3 separate regions of the Homo sapiens genome follow, and all the other regions are linked to region 3. The links are chromatin contacts, found by Hi-C or POLR2A ChIA-PET in ENCODE. All regions are on one chromosome and are shown on one strand. Each heading gives the region's core, a stretch centred on a gene start or an enhancer-like site at or near the end of the contact. The rest is flanking DNA. Distances are from core to core; before and after follow the strand shown. Region 1 overlaps HK1 (hexokinase 1). Region 2 overlaps KIFBP (kinesin family binding protein). Region 3 overlaps SUPV3L1 (Suv3 like RNA helicase).

What was found. Hi-C counts contacts between places; a loop is a spot of excess contacts on that map. ChIA-PET counts read pairs that join two places held with the same protein, here RNA polymerase II (POLR2A). Pooled maps may share reads with other maps.
Region 1: POLR2A ChIA-PET joins it to region 3 with 18 read pairs in Panc1. The contact joins two enhancer-like sites. POLR2A ChIA-PET finds 5 or more read pairs at or near these places in 2 of 52 experiments (Panc1 and activated CD4-positive, alpha-beta T cell).
Region 2: POLR2A ChIA-PET joins it to region 3 with 11 read pairs in activated CD4-positive, alpha-beta T cell. The contact joins two enhancer-like sites. A Hi-C loop is called at or near these places in 2 of 168 maps with a recorded cell type or tissue (HCT116 and endothelial cell of hepatic sinusoid) and 2 of 50 pooled maps. POLR2A ChIA-PET finds 5 or more read pairs at or near these places in 5 of 52 experiments (H1, K562, activated CD4-positive, alpha-beta T cell and 2 more).

What each region holds. Positions count from the first base shown.
Region 1 is chr10:69,358,367-69,362,115 of GRCh38, reverse strand. HK1 (hexokinase 1) reads right to left here. Exons shown (of 18, transcript NM_000188.3): 3 at 2,071-2,219. Among named protein-coding and RNA genes, the nearest start is that of HK1, 41 kb to the right of the region's middle. Within about 2 kb of position 1,260, at least 26 of the 41 ENCODE cell types and tissues checked have a DNase peak (open chromatin) inside an H3K27ac peak, as active enhancers do.
Region 2 is chr10:69,012,259-69,015,829 of GRCh38, reverse strand. It overlaps KIFBP (kinesin family binding protein), which reads right to left. Exons shown (of 7, transcript NM_015634.4): 7 at 1-289. Among named protein-coding and RNA genes, the nearest start is that of KIFBP, 25 kb to the right of the region's middle. Within about 2 kb of position 1,494, at least 2 of the 41 ENCODE cell types and tissues checked have a DNase peak (open chromatin) inside an H3K27ac peak, as active enhancers do.
Region 3 is chr10:69,202,535-69,205,843 of GRCh38, reverse strand. SUPV3L1 (Suv3 like RNA helicase) reads right to left here. Exons shown (of 15, transcript NM_003171.5): 13 at 2,801-2,977. Among named protein-coding and RNA genes, the nearest start is that of HKDC1, 16 kb to the left of the region's middle. RefSeq lists a silencer at 1,568-1,667. Within about 2 kb of position 1,568, at least 4 of the 41 ENCODE cell types and tissues checked have a DNase peak (open chromatin) inside an H3K27ac peak, as active enhancers do.

The DNA.
Region 1 (3,749 bases), core at 11-2,510, 160 kb before region 3:
CCATTTGTGCTTCTGAATTTATTAAAGCTTAAAAGTGCTCTGGGCTGGGTGTGGTGGCTCACACCTGAACAGGCAGTTCCAGACCAGCCTGACCAACATGGAGAAACCCCATCTCTACGAACAATACAAAATTAGTCAGGTGTGGTGGCGCATGCCTGTAATTCCAGCTATTTGGGAGGCTGAGGCAGGAGAATCACTTGAACCCGGGAGGCGGAGGTTGTGGTGAGCTGAGATCGCGCCACTGCACTCCAGCCTGGGCAACAAGAGTAAAACTCCGTCTTAAAAAAAAGAAGAAAAAAAAGAATTTGCTATAATGGTACTACATTATCATGATTATCGTCATCATCCTCTTTTCAGGCTGCTTAAAAGGAGGAGAGGAAGAAACAGAGACAGTAGGAAATAAAGTGATTCTAGGACTGAGAAGAGGGGACGATGGGGATAGAGGCTGGGAGAGACGAAGAGGGCAGTGGTAAGAAGGTGAGGGTACTCCCTTAATTAACAAACCTTGCTCCTAAAAGGTCAAGCCAAAACACACAGGGAATGTTTGTAAAACACACAGGGAATGTTTGCAGCACAGGGTGAGTCTCAGTGTTGAATGCGCCAGGCTTAGGTAGCTCAACCCAAGGACCTTGGGAAACAGAGTGATAGGCCAGTGTGTGTTCCAAACAGAAAGTGCAGGATGCCAAACCATGGGCTGCTGGCCACCTGCAAGGAGAAGCAATGCAGCAGCCAACTGGGCATGGTCAAGAGACCTACCAGCTGGCAGCCTTTGTGCAGGCGCCAGATGGATGGGCCAGTCTCTGCAGCCCCAGTAATGGGAGTAGCAGGGGAGCCCTTGGGCAGGGCCATCCAGTAGTGATGCACCCAGCTTTGGTGGCCTACTATAAAGTGGCTCACCTGCTCTAGTGACAGTGTCACCTGTGACACTCACTGTGACATAATCTGAAGGGCTCTGAACCCAAATCCCAGGGAGCAGGTTAGCCAGGATTAGCCCTTGTCTCTTGGACAAAGAAAAGGCTTGGTGGCTTGCTCCAGGTCCCACCCACAAGAACTTAAGAGCACAGTAGAGTCAAGAGAAGGCTCCTGGGTCTCATCTCGAAGTCCACCCCAGAACCAGAGTTCCCTGGAAATCTTAGTCATGAACCTTGCGGTGAGCACACCCTCCTTAAAGCAAACATTTGGCCAGCTCTGAGTACATATGCTGGACAGCAGCCACAACTCAGGAGGCGAGCCAGACTGGAGGAGCCAGAATGTCTACAGGAGAGAGGAGGAGTGCACCTTGCCCCACGACGGGCTTAGGGACCCAGAAATGACTGAAAACCTGCAGTGGGCTGCCTGAGCCCTGATCACAGGGTCCTCAGTGAGCTACAGACCCACCACTCCCCGCACCCAGAGAGGAGGGGGCAGGTGGACAGGCCCTTCCTAGGCATGCCCACAGCCCCTTGGGCAGGGAGGAAGGGCAGCCCTTCCTGGGGGCCCAGCGTGGGGAGCCCCAACAGGAGTGTAAAAGGAGGGGACCGTGATTTCCCTGCTTCCTCTGCTTTCTGTGCCAAGGGCTTGTGCAATGGTATTCTAAATCAGGTAACAAGAAGCCCCCAAATAGCCCAGAGCTGTGAGACCTCATTCCTGCCCGACAAGGCCACAGCCATACCCTACAAGGCCGGGGCCTCCAGTAAGTGGGTGAGGCCAATGACCAGGAGAAAAGGGCATTTTCACCCAGGGCTCTGCTAAACCTGCACTGGGGAACCGACCCCAGGATCCACAGGGAATGAGTGCATTTACCCAACAGAGCTGCGGAGCCTCCCTCCTCAAACCCAGACTCTGCTAGTCCAAGCAGCCCACTTCCACTACACCAGTTTGCCCAGACGGAGAGCCTCTGTTTAAGCAGGGCCCCCATGCAGGCTGTCACATCCTCTGCCCAGGAGTCCTTTTACATATGCATCTATGAGGGACTCTTTCCAGCAACCCTCTTCCAGGGGCTTGGGATGCCAGTGCTTTGAGGCCTGGTTCCTGGAGGTAACCAAGGGGATGCTGGCCCGACGGGGTGACCCGGAGGGAGCAGGGACCCACCTGGCTTCCACTGCCGTGCACGATGTTCTCTGGGGTGTCATAAACCTCGGACTCCATGTGAACATTCTGGTTTTTCTCATGATTCACTTGCACCCGCAGAATTCGAAAGGAAGACCCACCAAGATCCAGGGCAATGAAATCTCCCTTTTCTGTTTAGGGAGACAACAGGTATCACATGAGATTCAAATGTTAAGGGGAAGCCACATACCATGCCCGCTTCCTGGCAGGGCGTAGGCCCTGTCTGCCTCCCCCTGCCACATGCTGTTATCAGCCAGAAAGCAGCAATCATGCAAACTTCATCCAACCACTGCCATATACGCAGAGTAGGCAAAAGAAACCCTATCCTACCCCAGAGTCCTTAGACAGAAATAGCTTCAAGCAATCCCAGTCTCTTACTTCTGACTATAGGGGAATGGAAGTACTGAATTAAGTACAAATTCCCACCCCATGTTTCTCTAGTTTCTTAACCTATTTCAAAAACAGCACTGCTATGCAGAAATAAAAAATCACACCGCATTTCAACTCAGACAAAGCCCTACATCTGAGGTCCACCCAGTGCCTGCCCTGGGTCTCTGCATGTCAGCTCTGACATCAATTATTCCAGGGTTCTGCTTACTCCTCAGGGTTGTGTTTTATTATTGTGGTAACATACACATAGCATAAAATTTACCACTGCAACCATTTTCAGGCGTACAATTCAGTAGCATTAAGTACATTCACAATGTTGTGCAACCATCACCACTATTTTCAAAACTTTTTCATCACCCCAACACAAACTCTATAACCATTAAGCAATAATTTCCATTTCCCCTCACCCTCAGTCCCCAGCATCCACGATTCTACTCTCTGTCTCTATGAACTTGCCTATTCTGGATATTTCATACAAGAAGAATCACACAGTTATTTGTCCTTTTGTGACCGGCTTATTCCTCTTAGCATAACGTTTTCAAGGTTCATCCATATTTTCAGAATTTTACTCTTTTTTTTTTTAATTAATAGAGACAGGGTCTTGCTCTGTCACCTGGGCTAGAGTACAGTGGTGTGATCAAAGCTCACTGCAGTCTCAAGCTCCTGGGCTCCCAAGATCCTCTCACTTCAGCCTCTCAAGTAACTGGGACTATAGGCAGGTATGAGCCACCCTGCCCCCAATAGAATTTCATCCTTTTTTTTTTTTTTTTTTTTGAGACAGAGCTTCGCTCTTGTTGCCCAGGCTGGAATGCAGAGGCATAATCTCAGCTCACTGCAACCTTGGCCTCCCAGGTTCAAGTGATTCTCCTGCCTCAGCTTCCCGAGTAGCTGGGATTACAGGCATCCGCCAGCATGCCTGGCTAATTTTTTTTATTTTTAGTAGAGACAGGGCTTCACTATGTCGGCCAGGCTGGTCTCAAACTCCTGACCTCAGGTGATCTACCCGCTTTGGCCTCCCAGGGTGCTGGGATTACAGGCGTGAGTCACCGTGCCCAGCCTCATTCCTTTTTAAGACTGAATAATATTCCATTGTATGGATCCACTACATTTTGTTTATCCTTTCATCTGTTGATGGACCCTTGGGTTGTTTCCACCCAGAGGATGCTTTTAACAGAAGTCCCTCTTGGTCACATAAAAGTACCAGTGGCCAAAGTACTGGTCTGCTATGGTTACCTCCCTCGGGAGTGACATGTGCAGCACTGGGGTGGGCC
Region 2 (3,571 bases), core at 245-2,744, 190 kb after region 3:
TGTGGTCTTGGACAACTTCAATATGGTCAGTGACATAACCATCAATCTGAAAGAACTCTTTTGCCTCAAAGACATAGTGCTGACCCAATAAGAAAAGTTCTCTGGCTTCTTCAAAATCTAAAGGTCTCAAGTAGCTCACTTTCTCTTCTACTGCAGAGATGGCATCACACAGTTCACCGGTTCCAAACTGCACAGCTTTTTTCCGAATGCTTTCCTCCTCATCTAGTTCTTTTTTCCTTAAAGCTCTAAGTTCAGACTGTTTATCAAGATCAAGCTCTCCTATGTTGTCCTGAAGGAAAAAAAAATAAATTATGGTTAAGTAGGACACTCACCTCCTGCTGTTAAATAATATTAAAGCAAACTTCAGAGTTTTTTAGAAGAGAAGTCTCTTACTTTCCAGCCTGGTTTAGAAGGGTATCATAATCTTAAACACCTTTGAAAACTTCTTTCTTTCTTCCGATTATATTAAAAACTCAAGAAATGTGGAAAAAAAAGTATTTAAATAGACAAGCTGCTTACATATCATTTATTCTGAGGAACTGAAATTTATTTACAGTTACTCCTTCCAATAAGATAAATGCTACATGTAAAAGTACTTTGAGAATTGTGAAACATTATATATATGTGATACATTACTCCCAGCACTTTGGGAGGCCAAGGCGGACAGATCACGAGGTCAGGAGTTGAAGACCAGCCTGGCCAACATAGTGAAACTCTGTCTCTACTAAAAATATAAAAAATTAGCCAGGCATGGTGGCAGGCGCCTGTAATCCCAGCTACTTGAGAGGCTGAGGCAGGAGAATCGCTTGAACCCAGGAGGCAGAGGTTGCAGTAAGTGGAGATTGCGCCACAGCACTCCAGCCTGGGTGACAGTGCAAGACTCCATCTCAAGAAACAAACAAACAAACAAAAAGACTGTAATCTACATCATAAAAATGTTTCACAAGGATGCCATTAAGATTAATGCTACCATGTTTATGCTATTAGTTATTTAGTGAAATATATCAGACAGAAATGCTCTAGGTCTCTTAAAGACATCAAAGTGAACAAAGAGTTAAATCTACCTTCCTAGTTAAAGTTTTATCTCCTCTACCTCTTGGGGGTGGGGGGGGGCAAATAAAAAAAGAAAGAATAACTAAGGTGGTTAAGAAATAGGGTAAGCTCTTCTTGGCCAATAAAAATAAATAATAGATCCCAAGGCCTTTTCTTCTTTTCACTTGACACTGTCTCACCAATGATCTTTCCACAAACCCTTCAAGGTTTCCAAATGCTCAGAAGATGAAGACAACAATGCTTCAAAGCCTTGATTGCTCCAGCCCCTTTCTAACTCTAACTTTAGCTTATATCACACTCCCTCTCCCTCAGCTCCAACCTCACAGCCTTTGCTCCATCCCTTCTGATATCATCCTCCCTTACGCCACAGAACTTCTAAACATGTTGCTTCAGCTCCTTGACATGGTGTGCCTTCTTTTCTTCAGTCTAGGTAACTCCTACTTACTCATCCCCAGAGCTTGCTTGTTATTTCCTCCTATTGTGCCTTCTCATATCATGTGTCTCTCCTTTGTGGAACTTAGCAAAATTGTACTTTTACATGAAGTTAAAGGCTAGGTTCATTTTTGTTCATCATAGTATCCTTGGCCAATGACTAGCACAGGGTTGGCATAAATAAATACTTAATTGAATAAATTTATGTATGTCTTAAAGCTTGAACTGAAGAAGGTCTTTCAGATAAATATACAGATGATAAAGGATGAAGTTAAGGTTAAAAAATAAAGTCAGGGGTGAGCGCAGTGGCTCACACCTGTAATCCCAGCACTTTGGGAGGCCGACGTGGGTGGATCGCTTGAGCTCAAGAGTTCAAGACCAGCCTGGGCAACATGGTAAAACATCGTCTCTAACAAAAATACAAAGAATTAGCCGGGCACAGTGGCACACACCTGTTGTCCCAGTTACTTGGCAGGCTGATGTAGGAGGACTGCTTGAGCCAGGGAGGTGGAGGATGCAGTGAGTGGAGATCATGCCACTGCACTCCAGCCCGGGTGACAGAAACCCCATCTCAAAAAACAAAACTGGGTTTAAGGAAAATCTGAGTAGTTTAGTAGCATGGCAAATATGTGAGTTTAAACTAACCAAGTGATGAAGTTTTAAGTTCCCAGACTAGAAACATCAACTAAATGAAAGGTAAGGGTCAAATCATAGTGCGATTTGCTTGACACAATTACTTCAAATGTAGATCATAAGTCTCTAAATCTTGTATACTTCCTTCCTTCTTGGGCTGCTTGTTTACTTACATGTTCTCTCTAGGATGCTTATTTAAATTAGCCTACTGTTTTGCTCCAATAGTCCCTGCAACCCTCCTTTTCCAGCTTTCTTTACCTGACCAGAATAAACTTGACAGCTCTTCCTGGCTCCAAATTCTCTACACATAAAGCCCCACAGTTATTCTCCCTACTTCCTGTCTTTCCTTAATATGCCTCCTCTTTACCCTCTGACCTCTAAAATTATCTTCATCTTTTCAAGACCTATGCTTCTGATGTGTTGAGGTTTGTTTGTTTGGTTTTCTTTCGTTTAGTAGTTTCACAAGGTTCTATATTATTTACCACTGATATGGTTTGGATTTGTGTCCCTGGCCAAATCTCACATTAAATTGGAGGAGGGACCTGGTGGGAGGTGACTGGATCACTGGGGGCAGATTTCCTCCTTGCTGTTCTTGTGGTAATGAGTGAGCTCTCTCATGAGATCTGATGGTTTTGAAGTGTGTGGCATTTCCCCCTTTGCCCTCTCTCTCTCTCCTGCTTGCCATGGTAAGACATGCTTGCTTCTCTTTCGCCTTCCGCCATGATTCTAAGTTTCCTGAGGGCTCCTAGTCATGCTTCCTGTTAAGCCTGAGGAACTGTGAGTCAATTAACCTCTTTTCTTCATAAATTACCCAGTCTCAGGTAGTTCTTTTGTTTTGTTACCCAGGCTGGAGTGCAGTGGTGCAGTCTTGGCTCACTGCAACTTCTGCCTCCTGGGCTCAAGTGATTCTCCTGCCTCAGCCTCCCCAGTAGCTGGGACTATAGGTGCACACCACCATGCCTGGCTAATTTTTTGTATTTTTGGTAGAGACAGGGTTTCAACATGTTGTCTAGGCTGGTCTCAAACTCATGGGCTCAAGTGATCCACCCACCTTGGCCTCCCAAAGTGCTGGGATTATAGGCATGAGGCGCTGTACCTGGCCTCAAGTAGTTCTTTATAGCAGTGTGAGAACAGACTAATACAACCACTAAAGATTATTATACTTTTATCAAGCAGAGTCCCATGTAAAAAAAAAAAATTATCATACTTTAATACACAATATAAAAAAATAAAAGCACAATGAATCCCCCAGGAAATCTTCCTATGTATCTACACTTAGTATATTGCATCTAAATGATTAATTTTATTATCCTCCCTAGTGCTTAGAAACTAGGATTGGGCATAAATTAATAATGATGATGGTAGTTAACATTTATTAAGGACTTAGTATGTCTCAGGCACTTTTCCGAGGCCTTAATATATACTGACTTAACTCCCATAACAACAGTATTAA
Region 3 (3,309 bases), core at 319-2,818:
ACACGGAGCGGCCGGGTGTGGTGGCTCATGCCTGTAATCCCTGCACTTTGGGAGGCCAAGGCGGGTGGATCACTTGAGGTCAGGAGTTTGAGACCAGCCTGGCCAACATGGTGAAACCCCATCTCTACTAAAAATACAAAAAATTAGCCAGGCATGGTGGCGGGCACCTGTAATCCCAGCTACTCGGGAGGCTGAGACAGGAGAATCGCCTGAACCTGGGAGGCGGAGGTTGCAGTGAGCCAAGCTCATACCACTGCACTCCAGCTTGGGCAACAGAGTGAGACTTCATCTCAAAAAGAAAACACACCACGCATCATGGCGCACACCTGTAGTCCTAGCTACTCAGGAGGCTGAGGTGGAAGGATCGCCTGAGCCCAGGAGTTTGGGGTTACAGTGAGCTATGATTGTGCCACTGCACTGCAGCCTGGGCAACATAGTGAGACCTTATCTTAAGAAAACAAGCAACTGTTGACCTGCATGTTCCAGAGACTCCCTACACCTTAGTAAAGAGCTTCTATTCACTAGAATAGCTGTTTAAAGGATGGTGTGAATGGTGCCAAGGCCATGGGACTGAGTTCCACTCAGGTCAGTTTACAGCAGTTCAAGACTGTTCCATAAACTTCAACCTTATGCTAGCTAAGTTTTTCACAAATGCCAGCTCTAAGAAACATATTTTCTAGGTAAACATCTGGACATGGAAGATCTCTAACACATATTATTAAGAGAAAAAGAAAAGGCAAGTTGTGAGTAATTCATTAAGATAACGTTGATAGGGCTGGGCACAATGGCTCATGCCTGTAATCCTAGCACTTTGGGAGGCTGAGGCAGGTGGACTGCTTGAGCTCAGGAGTTCGTGACCAGCCTGGGGAACATGGCGAAACCCTGCCTCTACAAAATATACAAAAATTAGCCAGGCATGGCACATGCCTGTAATCCCAGATACTCAGGAGGCTGAGGCACGAGAATCGCTTGAACCCAGGAGGCAGAGGTTGCAGTGAGCTGAGATGACACAACTGTACTCCAGCCTCAGCGACAGAGTGAGACTCTGTCTCAAAAAAAAAAAAAAGATAATTTTTTATGGGGAAATGCACCCTCACAACAAATCTAGTGTTTCCACATGAACATGCACATAGGCAAACGCAATGAAAAACAGTCTGCAAAGATACACACAAACTTACACAAGTAGTTATTTCAGAGGACTAAGATTGGGGAGGGAGCCACATTTAAGCTATCTGTAATGTTCTCATTTTGTATAAAGAGAATGTATGTATTATTTATGTAATTTTTTTTTTAAAGGGCAGAGTCTTGCTATGTTGCTGGAGATGTTCTCGAACTCCTAGGCTTAAGCAATCCTTCCTGCCTCCCAAAGTGCTGGGATTACAGGCATGAGCCACAGCACTGGACTATTTATGTTATTTAAAAAATAAGTTTAGAGCTAGATTTGATTAGAATATAGCTCATATGTAGAATGCTCAGGCCTACAGAGGAAATGGCAGTGAACCTCAGTGAGTCAGGACAAGATTCAGAGAAGAGGAGGCCTTTGGGTTTAGTGGGGTGGGGAGAGCATGCAAAGCAGAGGAAATAGGGCGGGAGGTGAGAGAACATGTTATGTTTATAAGGTACATACAGTTCTGAACCGCTTCCCTCACTTACTGTTATAGTGTAACCACTTATGTAGATTTCTTCATTATAATCATAATTATCATTGCAATGTCTTCCTAATATCCAATCAAGTGGATATGCCATAATGTAGTTAACCTTTTCCCTCTTGTTGGACATTTGGATCCTTTCAAAAACATTTTTAATAATTAAAATATTAGGCTGGACTAGGTGGCTCATGCCTGTAATCCCAGCACTTTGGGAGGCTGAGGTGGGATGATCACTTGCCTCCAGGAGCTCGAGACCAGCCTGGGTAACATAGAGAGATCTGTCTCTACAAAAAATGCAAAAATTAGCTGGGCATGGTGGCACATGCCTGTAGTCCCAGCTACTTGGGAGGCTGAGGTGGCAGGATCACTTGAGCCAGGGAGGTTGAGGTTGCAGTGAGCTGTGATTGCACCATTGCACTCCAGCCTGGGCAACAGAGCAAGACCCTGCCTCAAATATAAAATAAATAAAATTAAATTAAATAAAAGTATTGTTATGATAAACCTTGGTAGAGTTTTGTTTTTTTTTTTTTTGAGACAGAGTCTCGCTCTGTCACCCAGGCTGGAGTGCAATGGTGCGATCTTGGCTCACTGCAACCTCTGCCTCCTTGGTTTAAGTGATTCTCCTGCCTCAGCCTCCCGAGTAGCTGGGATTACAGGTGCCCACCACCATGCCCGGATAATTTTTGTATTTTTAGTAGAGACAGGGTTTCACCAGCTTGGCCAGGCTGGTCTCGAATTCCTGACCTCAAGTGATCCACCCGCCTCGGCCTCCCAAAGTGCTGGGATTACAGGCGTGAGCCACTGCACCCGGCCTTGGTAGAGATTTATGGTTCTCCATAGTCCACTGTCCTTCCTGGCCCCCAGGAATCCTGTGCTTCTCAGAAGTCAGAGATTTGCATCCCTACCCAAATGAGTTAAAAGAGGCTAGAACCCTGGCATGGTGCTCATACAAGACAGTAACCCCTGGCTCAGTGCTTTACACTTAAGAAAACTGAACACTGTTGCTACTATTAACCCCTATTTAAGTTTTTACAAAGTCTCTCATATTACTGAATACTCTTGTAATTATTTTATTTTGAATAACAAAGTACTGTTTGGGGAACCTGCATCAACCAGAAGGAACTCAAAATAGCTTAAAGATAAAGGCTTACCTGTAACAGTGAAGAACACACAAAAGGCTGCTTCTTGTTGATAGGAGCTGTGCAGAAAACATACCTCACTCGCAGACTTAGTGGAATATGCTGGATCAACTCTGCAGAAAATTTAAAATCATCCATATTGCAGACAAAATACTGCCCATCAACTTGTGAAAAGTCTACAAAAATATCCTTGGGGAAAAAAAGACAGAAATTACTGGACTGCCTAAGTGAATTAAAATGAACAATGAATAACATACTCAAGTCTATAAAAGACAATCTCTTTAATCCAGAACAAACTTCCATAAAGGCTTGCTTTAATCACTCCCTCATATCCTTCCCCACCTGAAATACTGAGAGGAAATTCCTCAGGGCTAAAGTCCCAAAAGATTTTGAGAAAAAATTTTCACTTGTAAAATAAATTTTATAAATAGCAACTTCTCAAAGGCAGACTATCCATTCATGCTCATGAGGTTAACCAGTAATCACCTGACATATCAACATTTTTAGGGGAGATGTGAAAG